Linked DNA regions of Mus musculus: region 1 is linked to region 2. Evidence: chromatin loops called from intact Hi-C (ENCODE). Cell type or tissue: left cerebral cortex. All regions are shown on one strand. Links, peaks and the distances in the headings refer to the core of each region. The heading gives the core; the rest is flanking DNA. Region 1 holds the start of Gm51582. Region 2 has its middle 3.6 kb from the start of Gm31545.

Region 1 (5,382 bases), core at 180-5,179, 1.5 Mb before region 2:
GCTGGTGTATATCTGGAACCCTCACTTGTATGCTCTAGTCTCTTTAGCATGGAAGAGTGCTCTGCAGGCTACTGAAAGAGAAATATGAACACCAATCCAGCCACAGAACTCCTGACCTATAATCTGTCCTGCCTAGTAGCCTATCAATGTGTGATCTGATCTGTGACCCACTTCACGAAAAGGAACCCATGCCCAACACAGTTCAAGTGACCAAGAACCAAAAACTAGATAGTGAAGAGATCTGGGGTAAATTAAAATATTACTGGAAAAAATCAATAAAATGATTTCTAATGATATACTTGTAGATAAATGTCTTACCCAGTCATCATCAGAGAGGCTTCATCTGACAGCATATGGGAATGAATGCAGAGAGCCACAGCCAGACATTATGCAGAGAGAGTGTCTACGTTGGAGGTCTCCATCAAATCCCTTCCCTCAGAGGCAGAGAACATGGAGGACACCAGGAGAAAAGGCCCTTGGAATGAACCAAGTAAGGCACACATGAGCTCACAGAGACTGAAGCAGCAAGCATAGGGCCTGCAATAGGTCTTTTGCATGTATACTATAGCTATTAACTTAGTATTTTTATGGGACATGTTACTGTGATAATGAGTGAGTCTCTGACTCTGGTACCTGCTCTTGGGACTCTTTTCCTTCTGTTGGGTTGCTGTGTCCAAGTTTGATATGGTAGTTTTTTCTTCATCTTATTGTATTTTATTTTGTAATGTTTGGTGGTTGTCTCTTAGAAGTCTATCTTTCCTAATGAAAGACAGAAAGGGAGTGGATACAGTGGGGAAGAGCTGAGAGGAGTAGAGAGAGGGTAAACTATAATCAGGATATGATTAAAGGTATGAGTAAAGAATTTCTTTTCCATACAAGAGAAAAAAAATGGGCAAAACCAAAGACTTGCTTTGCTGAGTATCATAAACATGAATGGATAATTATGGTTAAGGACAAAGTCCCATACCACACATTTCAGAAGAAATTTTGAATGGCAAAAAATTGTTAGAGTAGAGATGCTCACAGATGGCCTCTCTAAAGATAATGAATATATGTATGGAAAGTGAGCAAACTACCTTATTGCATAGGAGGTGTGATACCAGACTCATGGCCGCTGGCTTGATTTTATTGCTTTAGAGAGCATGCTAACTCTTGGGAGTCACCTTTAACTTTTGACTCTATAAAGGTATATCAAAAGGAAATGAGAAACTATTCTGTCCTTCCCTGGCAAATGGAGTTTCATTTCAGCAGCAGAAGTGGCTGAAACTCCAGGGCTGTGAAAGCAGAGGTTGAATGAATTTAAGCCACAGAAGCACTGGCATCTTCCAGACCTAAGCAGGGGAAGTAACAGCAAATAACCAAAATAGGTACATAGCAGGCTGATGGAAATCTCTATAATGCTGTGTGGTACACAGGTCTGATAGAGCACTCCCCTCCTTTTATTTTAAACTTTCCAGTTGAGTTACATATATATGCCACATCCTTCTGTGAAGGAGATTGGTCAGAATGACCTGTGTCTGAATTTTAATCACACTGGGGCTTTTGAGGGGCGCCTTACTTTGAGTGTTCCTGTCCAGTCAGTAACTCTGCTTGACAACTCTATTTTAGAGGGAACAATTTTCTGATTCTGATGCTTCTATGGCAGCATCTAACCTCATTGTCTAAGAGCTCCATCTTCCTTTTGCACTATTTTTTTTTCCTCTGAGGCCAGGGAACAGATGCATAAGTCCTAGTGAGGTGAAGCTCTGGAGCTCCGGTTTCATTGTCTTCCATTCTGTGTATTTTTCTGGGCTGAACTTCTGCCAGCAGATGATCTGCACCATTTTTTCCAGTAGATTGCATGAAGATGGCTGGCAACTGCATGTTACAGGTGCATAGCCAACACCTCAAGAGTGACAGGGTCTAATGGACAAGTTGGTCCTCAAAATCCCACTTTTCCCCCTTCAGTTCACCTATGATGACATAATGGCTGAGCAGAACAGAAATGAATTGGAGAGAAAGCAAGGGAGGACTTTGGGGACTAGGGTGAGAGGAAGGCAACCCAGCTTCTAACCCACAGGGTTTTGAGTCAGTCTCTAAGCACTTGTTGGAGCCATGGTGTATTCAATACTACTCCAAGCTCTGGGAGTGTAGAGGCTAAAGAAAGTATCTGAAAACCAAACTAAGCAAACATCTAACCAAACCAAACCAAACTAACCAACCCAACCAAACAAATCCAACCAAGCAACTAGCCAACCCAAACCAATCAATCAACTAAACCAGTCAACTAGCCAACCAAACCAACCAATCAATCAACCAACCAATGAACTAACCAACTAACAAACTAATCAAATGAACTAACCAACCAAACCAGACAACCGACCAACAGAACTAATTCAACCAACCTATCAGCCAACTAACCAACCCAACCAACTAAACTAACCCACTAGCCAAACAAACTAATCATTCAAGCTAGCTAACTGACCAAAGGAATCAATCCTAACAACTTACCAACCAGCCAAACCAAGCAACCAACCAAACCAATCAACTAACCAAACTAACCATCCAAACCAGCTAACCAACCAACTTAACCAACTCAACCAACCTATCAAACAAGCAACCTAACCAATCCACCCACCCACTCAATTACCCACCCACTAACCAACTCAGCCACCAACCAACCCAAACCAACCAACCAACCAACCAACCAACCAACCCAATCAACCAACGGAACCAACCAAAGACACCCTCACACCACCACTAGCACCCCGCCCCCACACACATAAATTTAAACCATCAAACTCCCTGCCCTCATCAACAAAGATAATATCTAGTAGCAAATACTTGGGAAGTAAATGGATGTCTCGATTCAGGCAGTGACAGCAGGGGTGACAGCTGGGGGCAGACACAGCTTCCCATTTTGTAATACTGTAATACTGTTAAGCACTGCCTTAACCCAAATTGATTTCACTGACTTTAAGATTCCAGGCTCTTTGTGTGACAAATGTCACACTTGTGTACACGCGTTTTTACTTTATTTAGAGTGCCAGTTTAAAGGGTTGCAAGGAAGAAAAAGGACTAGTGTGCCTTTGTGGGTAAGCTCTGAGAAGAATTACCTCTGAGCAGAGTGGACAAAACCTCTCTAGGAAAGCCGCCAGGTGGCACCTGTAAGGCGCAGATGGAGAGAGTCATTTGCCCCACCCCCACAGGCCGGACTATCCAGACTACCCCTCACCCCTCGGGTTTGTTCGCGAGGAAGTGGGGGAGTTTCAGTCTCTTTCCAGACAGCGTGATTACACACCAAAATTTTCTGACACCTCAAACACACCGAGGGCGGATTGTCTCCACACAACCAGGCTGTCAAAGGCATGAGCCTGGTGGTTGGGAACACTTAGGCACTCTGCAAGGTGGGGAGTGGCTGTGGGCTGCCCCTGTGCCCAGGTCTGCTCAGTCTGGGTCTAGGGGAAAACACTGGCAAGGGAGAAGCAGTTCTCAGGACCGTGACACGCAGAAGTCACCAGAACGTGGGACAGCGCTTCACACTCCTCTAACGCCCAATCCTCCTCCCAGGGACAGTCAGTGGGGACTAGTCTGAGCTACCTTCTCACATCCTTTTACATTTCCGCCTTCTGCAGTCTCTTCTCCTGTCCGGGTCGCATTGTGATTGCCTTGCCCCCCCCCCCCCCCGCCCCGCGCGCTTCGCCCCTGTGATCCCGCACCCCAGGATTGGCAGCTGACCCCAGAGACAGCAGAGTCTGAGTGGTGGGTGTCAGTAAACAGAAGCAGCGTGTTGTGGTCATTTCGAGCTGTGCGGTCGGGCCACCAACTCCATCTGTGGCAGGGAGGCGAGCTGCACCAGTTGCGAGACTGCTGCTGTTCCTCTTTGGTGGCTGGTTGGTGACATTGGGAGGAGACCGCTCCGAGGGAGTGAGCCTAAGACGAGGAGGAAGAGAGGCAGGGCGTTGGGGGTGGGGACGTGGCGACAGTGCCAGGGGGCGTGTGAGCTGCGGGCGAGGAGCAACTTCTCCCGGGCGCGCGCTGCGGGGCGGCGGGCGGAGCGTGAGCTGCCAGCCCAGAGCAGGGAGCGGGGAGCGGGGAGGCTCGGCCCGCGCCCTGCACGCTACCATCCTCCGGGTTCCCAGCCCCGGGTGCTGAGCTCGCCGCTATAAATAGCAGGTTACAGCTTCTGCTTGGGCGCACACGCTTTCACTGGAGAACGCAGGAAAGTCATCCTGAAAAGTGTCTGCCGCTGCTATCGCCCCCTACTCAGCCTCTGCAAGAGGTAACATCCTGCCTGGGATCCTGGGGCTCGGGAGGGAATTTTGCAGGGTGCGGAGGGTGAGGATGGGTGAATCCATAGGCTGTAGTCGTGCGCATCGGACAGTTCAGGGTGGTGGTGGTGGGGAGTACGTCCTGCCTGAGAGACAGCTGGTGTGTTTCTTATCAAGTTTCCCAGCTTGCAGCCAAGATCGTCCCTTCAGCCTTGCTTCCCAGGGACCCTGGCTGCTGGTGGTACCCCTGTGACCCTGATTACTGTCTAGTGGAGCTCGCTTGGTCTGGGGTGAACACCACACACACACACACACACACACACACACACACACACACACACGCACACACATATGAGTTCCAACTCCCAGGTGACACTGAGTTCTGGCCCAGCTTATGGTCCCTTTGAGCTGTTCTTAAAAGGTGCTGCAGCGACCTGGAGTGCTTAGGGACTGCTTCTCAACCCTAGTCCCAGTCACTGGCTGTCTCCTGCTTCAGAGGAAGTGGTCCTGGTCCTTAGAACAAGGAAGGCATGCTGGGGTTGCAGTTGCCTAAAGAGCTCTCTTTTCATGGCTATCTCCAGCCCCACCTTCAGCAACTCCTGCCCTCTCCGTCCCCCCAACACCACCCCCCCAAGTCAGGCCTGTTACCCCTAGGCTACCTTCATGTTCTACCTACCCCAAAGAGAAGTCAAGAAAGAGTTAGAAAATCAGGGCTTCAAAGTAAGAGTGGGTGATGAGAGGCTCCTCTGGAGTCTCAAATTTGCACTACAGCCTACTTGAGCTTATCTGGCCCCTCTAGCAGGACAAGGGTCCTGAGCAAACCCAGGAGCCTGCTGCTAGTATGGACTTTCAGGCTTGCAACTGGCTAGCTCTAGGTGATGCGAGAACCAGAGGCACCGGTGTTTGCCCCTCTCCACCTTTGATTTTGCTTCCCTCAGGGGAGGTGGTTTCTGCCCCAGAGGACACCCAGAGGTTTCTGTTTGGAGACAGAAGCTTTATAGGTAGGGATGTGCATATTGATGAGATAGTTGCAGCCACACAAAACTTATTGGAAAAACCCCAGAGGAGAGAGAGGCAGCAGTGCTGTTAGGGGACCGAGGTTTGTTAAGGGAAAGGATGCTCAGTTGATTAT
Region 2 (5,382 bases), core at 290-5,289:
ACAGGACACTAAAGACAAAGGAAACACCAGCTTTGGCCCAGGAGCCACACACCCTATACCAAGTCCGACTGGCAATGGTTGTCACATGATTCAGCTGAGCTAGAACAGCATAGAAACTGAGGCAGAGGACAGAGACAATGAGCAAACTCTGCTGCTGCAGTCAACAAATAATCTCAGAAATAGTATTCGTTACAGTAGGGGAAGAAAAGCCTGCAGTAAGACAAGTAGAGCAGGGCTATACACACGCACACACACACACACACACACACACACACACACACACACACACACACACGAGCACTCCTATTCATACATGCACACGAGTGCCCCCCACACACACCCATGCACACAGTGCACAAACACATGTACTCACAGACACACATGTGCAGGCATGCACATACATGCACACTCGCGTGCACACATGCACACACATACATACACACATGCACTCACATGAATACATGCACATGCATACATAGGCATGTACATGCACACACATGTATGAGCTCATGTGCATGCATACACAGTTTATGCACTGTTCTCATTTTGTTTCTGCACTGTGACATATATCCTGATCTAAAGCAACTAAGGGAAGACAACAGTTCATCTCATTTCACAGTTCCAGATCACATCCCATCACTGAAAAAAGGTAGAACCTGCAGGGCAGGACCACTTGCTATTTCATAGAGCATTACCTCTGACCGAGGACCTCACCCACAGCCAAAGACAGTCAGCAGTGACCTTGTTGGGGGCCTGGAAGGGATGCCTATCTAGCTTTCTTTTCTTTTTTAAATCTTTCTAATTTTATTGTATTCTTAAATTTTCAATAATATGTTTATTAATTCCTTGAGAATGTGTCATTACTTTCTTTGATTTTTCACATAGTTTCTGTTGAGTTGACTGGAGACTAAGGCTTCAATGTGGAACACAGGGAGCACTGAGGTTTTCAAACTGGGCCTGGACCTGACTGCCTTTTTAACAGAGGGCAAGAGAAACAGGAGCCATCAGGTCTCGTTGGATGTGGAGTCCAAAGGGTAAAGCCCCTACCCCCAGCCTCCCATCAGAAAAGAGCAGGCCTCCTGGGGACATGGACCAAACCCAGTGTAACAAGCTACAATAAGACCAGGCACATATCACTACATCAAGGCTGGGCAAGGCAATCCAGTAGGGGGAAAAGGTCCCACAAGGAGGCAAGAGTCAGGGACAGCCCCTGCTCACTGTTAGGATTCCCACAAGAACACCAAGCTACATTATCTAGCTTTCTTACATAGTACAGGACCATCTGCTGAGGGAAAGGTATTGCCCATAGTGGGCTGGGCCTTCCTGCTTCAATTGTCAACCAGAACAATCCCCTACAGGCAATTTCTCAACCAAAGCTTTCCTAGCAGGCGACTCTAGGCAGTGTCCTGTTGACAGCTAACGCTAACTAGAATATACATGGATGGTACCTATGCTTATATACAATTTGACTTAATAAATAAAACCTTTATGTTTGTAATTAACTTCTCCCCAAACATCAAAATATAGATGAAAGAAGAAAAATAGAGCAGGAACTCATGGTCAAAGAATATGTGTCTTTCAGTTCATTTTATTTTGTCTCGCTATCCTGTAATATATGTATAAACATATATATATATATATATGTATATATATATATATATATATGTATGTATGTATGTATGTATGTATGTATATGTGTAGTTTGGTACATGATAATTTGAGAACAATTTTATAGAAAATGGCTCATGAATGTATTTAAAGAAAGCAAACATGAGCTATACTTTCATATGTAAAGGGTGTTGGTATGCCAGGGTCTACATTCATTACACTTTCATTTTGCAAAGCCATCCTGTTGGGAAGGCTTACTGTCATACAGATATGCATTGACCAGGTACAGTGATGACATCATGCTGACTCTCAGGGTCACATGGTTGAAAACGGCACATCACATGAAAGACACACTTTCAGTCTCTGTTAGACCCAGCCCCAGCCTGATGTAATGCTCAGGTCCAGATGACCTGATGTTGGAGGGTGACCTACCCTCAAGTGGCACATGGGAAAGTGTAGTCTATATGGGAAGACAGTCTGAAGAGCAGTATGTCAAAGCCCTTTAAAGTAAAGACTTAAATAACTTTCCCGTCATACCATTGCATCATAATTGGCATCGAATCATTTGGCAGGCAGAGGTATAGAGTTCCAAAGAGGCACTGTCTGGAGCCTGTATCCTTTGAACTCCACATCCAAGGAGATCTAATGGCTCGTGTTTCTCTTGCCCTCTGTCAACAAGAAGGCAGTCAGGTTGAGGCCCAGTTTGAAAGCCTCTGTTTTCCCTGTGTTCCACATTGGAACCTTAGAGTCCAGTCAACCCAACAGAAACTACATTTAAAAAGCCAAAACAGGTAATGACAGAGAGCCAAGAGGTCCACAACTATAGCCTTATCTGACCATTTGGTGGCAACCATGAGGGATATACAGGACTCGGGAGGTGACCAAGCTTTAGACTTTTAATGATTGTGAGTAATATCAAACATAAAATATTATTTCATATGTGATGGCTATTTGAAATTCTCATTTTGGTGTACACATAAAAGTATGTTGGACAATACCCTCACAGTTAGCTGAATAACCCAAAGCAGCTGAGGAGACCTGAGAGGAGTTTTGACTAGTTCTCCTTATCTAGCTCCTACTGTAACCTCTGGCCTCTGGCCAAAGGACTCAAAAAGAGTCTCTTGCTGTGGATTGCAGAATGTTTTAAACTGACTTTGCTGAGGAATTTCTTCTTCGAGAAATATCTCTTGTTATATCTGTTCTAAGGCATATCAATTTGGCAACTTCATTGCAGATCATTGATTCTACTGTTAACAGAAAAGAAGAGCTAACTAATGGTGAGGTTTCAGCTTGCCTGTGTGTGAAGGTCTAGGTAGAAAGGATGAATTCTTTCCTTCCTTCCTTCCTGAGGAAGAGAGTGATGGGGCAGGCAATTCTGGGAAAAAAGCATTCATTAATAAAATATAACCCCACCATCTCTACACTGGTTTATTTGGCCGAGGGGGGGGGGAGGGTCGTTTCTTGACAAATAAACAAAATGTCAGCTAAAAGTTAGTTAGGAATTGATTGTGTTAATGTTTCATCCACTAAAGGATAAGCAGTGCAAAGTTATAATTCCTAAAGCCTTAGGGAATCGACACTTGTGACCCCACAACTACTGATGTCATTTCCCTTGGAATTTTAAACTGAATCAAGCTTGGCTTGGTGAAAAGACACATTTTCCTCTATGAACAAATAGTGACCTCCAGTGACTGAAGAAGGGAAATACAGCCATAAATTGATTCCCCCTTTTTAAATTTTGTTTTGTTTTGTTTTTTTAATAAATTATTTTATTTATTTACATTTTAAATGTTGCCCTACTCCTGGTCCCCCCAGCAGAGTTCATCCCCTCATCCCCTACCCCCTTTGCCTATGAGTGCGTGGCCCCCATCCCTGTACATTCTTTGGTTGATGGCTCAGTCTCTGAGAGCTCCCAGGGGTCCAGGTTAGTCGACACTGTTGGTCTTCCTGTGAAGTTGCCACCCCATTCAGTTCCTTCAATCTGTCCCCCAGTTCTTCCATGAGAGTCTTCAACCTCCATCCAGTGCTTGGCTGTCGGTGTCTGCATCTGTCTTACTCGGCTGCTGGGTGGAACCTCTCAGAGGAGAGCCATGCCTGGCTTCTGTCTGCAAACACAACAGAGCATCAGTAATAGTGTCATGGATTGATACCTGACCATGGGGTGGATTCCAAGTCACTGGTCGACTATTCCTTCAGCCTCTGTTCCATTTTTGTCCCTGAATTTCTTTTAGACAGGAGCAATTTGGGGTCCAAAGTTTTGTAGGTAGATTGGTGTCCCCATCTCTCCACTGGGCGCCCTGTCTGGCTACCAGAGGTGGTCTCTTCAGGTTCCATATCCCCACTGTTGGATATCTTGGCTAAGATCACCCACATTGAGTCCTGGGAGCAAGCCCCCACCAGGGGGTCAGGGTGGGGAGTGGGGGCTATGGGGGTGGGGAGCATCTCTAGGAAGTCTCTTGTCTAGATTTTAGATGCTATTTCTATTATTTAACAAGAAGCTACAGAGTGACATGGGGTGGTTGGTACAATTCTGAGCATAGGTGCTATCTTAGAGGTAGCATACCATGATGAACCAGACCCCCATGTTAGATGCTTTATCTCTGGCCTGAGCCCTGAGCATCTCAGCGCCCTTTTGAGCAACTGTGTGTAAGAGTGTACATTTGCAAACAAGGGGTGGTAATGTGGTGCTATGCGTATACCTTCTTCCTCCATGTCATGAATCATACCCTGACTCTTATTAGGACATACAGATTCAGTATAGAGATGGGCAATAGAACAGTTGGGCACAAGAAGGGGGGGTAGTGTGGGGCAGTGGGCATGGGAGAATAAAGGGATTGGGGGAAAACCTGCATCCTGCCAGAGAGTTCTGGTGCTCTGGGCAGACAGACGTGGAGGACTGCCACATGCTTTCCACATGGCCCCAGGTGGGTGTCTGGCTGTGGGAAGCTATGGACCCAGCCCATGGTGGGGGGTAGGGGGTGGACAAAGGGTAGTCCTAGGTCTCTGGGCCTCAAAGAGGCCAGAGATAACAGATTCTCACTCTCGGGCATCCCAGACACCACTGGTCACCACAGAAGAGCTAAGAACAAAATGGGGGCCCCGGGGAAGGCTTGGTCAGCGCCAGGGTGGAAGGGAGGATAGGGCAGGGAAAGAGGGGGTGCTGGTTGATTCCCACGCGGCTGAGAGACCTTGGTCTGGTCCGTGGCTGGAACGCAGGAAGGCCTTCTGGCAGGAGGTTAGAAGAGGTTCTTTAGGGGAAAGCCTATGCCATTGTTCTAGCATGGCAGACCTTGATGAGCAGGGAGAGTCTATGGTTTTAGAGCTTTGTTGTAGAAAGGCAGAGAGAAGGAGAGAAGGTAGAAAGAGGGAGAGAGGCTGGCCATGGCCATGTGGAGGGTGGGGGAGGGAAAGAGAGAAAGAGGGCTACAGATGAGAGTAAGAAAGGTGAGAACTTAAAGAGGGAGAAGGGGCCAAGCAGCCCCTTTTATAGTGGGCTGGGCTACCTTGCTGTTGCCAGGTAACTATGGGGAGGTACATACCTGGCTATATTCAGGTAAATGTGGGGGTGGAGTTTAGCCAGAATACCACAAGCTTGGGACATTGTCTATGTGACTTATCGTCACAGAATTATGGAGTTGGGGGCTCTGTGGTGTCAGGCATCTGTCTCTGGAAATGTGGGTCACTGTTCTGTCCCTTGTAGAGTTTCCTACTGGGTCGCTGGAGCAAGCCTCATTCAACCTAAATAGGCTGCCTTTTACAGCCCTACAGGATAGG

The links. Hi-C counts contacts between places; a loop is a spot of excess contacts. Peaks named below come from ENCODE experiments on the same cell type or tissue, not always from the same donor. Only the 100,000 strongest peaks of a DNase experiment are listed, where the experiment ranks them.
Region 1: it touches region 2 in a loop (3-fold over the local background); 10 of 42 quality-filtered maps call a loop at or near these places.

Annotation. Positions count from the first base shown.
Region 1 is chr8:81,338,537-81,343,918 of GRCm38, forward strand. It overlaps Gm51582, which reads right to left and starts at 4,117. Exons shown (of 2, transcript XM_030243908.1): 1 at 3,718-4,117. The coding sequence starts at 4,106. It overlaps Inpp4b (inositol polyphosphate-4-phosphatase, type II), which reads left to right and starts at 4,026. Exons shown (of 25, transcript NM_001024617.3): 1 at 4,026-4,261. In left cerebral cortex, for the core only: a CTCF peak has its summit at 3,124 (motif pointing right); DNase peaks (open chromatin) are centred at 3,251 and 3,987; H3K4me3 peaks cover 1,453 bases; H3K27ac peaks cover 912 bases.
Region 2 is chr8:82,838,462-82,843,843 of GRCm38, forward strand. No RefSeq gene overlaps it. Among named protein-coding and RNA genes, the nearest start is that of Gm31545, 3.6 kb to the left of the region's middle. In left cerebral cortex, for the core only: a CTCF peak has its summit at 3,297; a DNase peak (open chromatin) is centred at 3,241.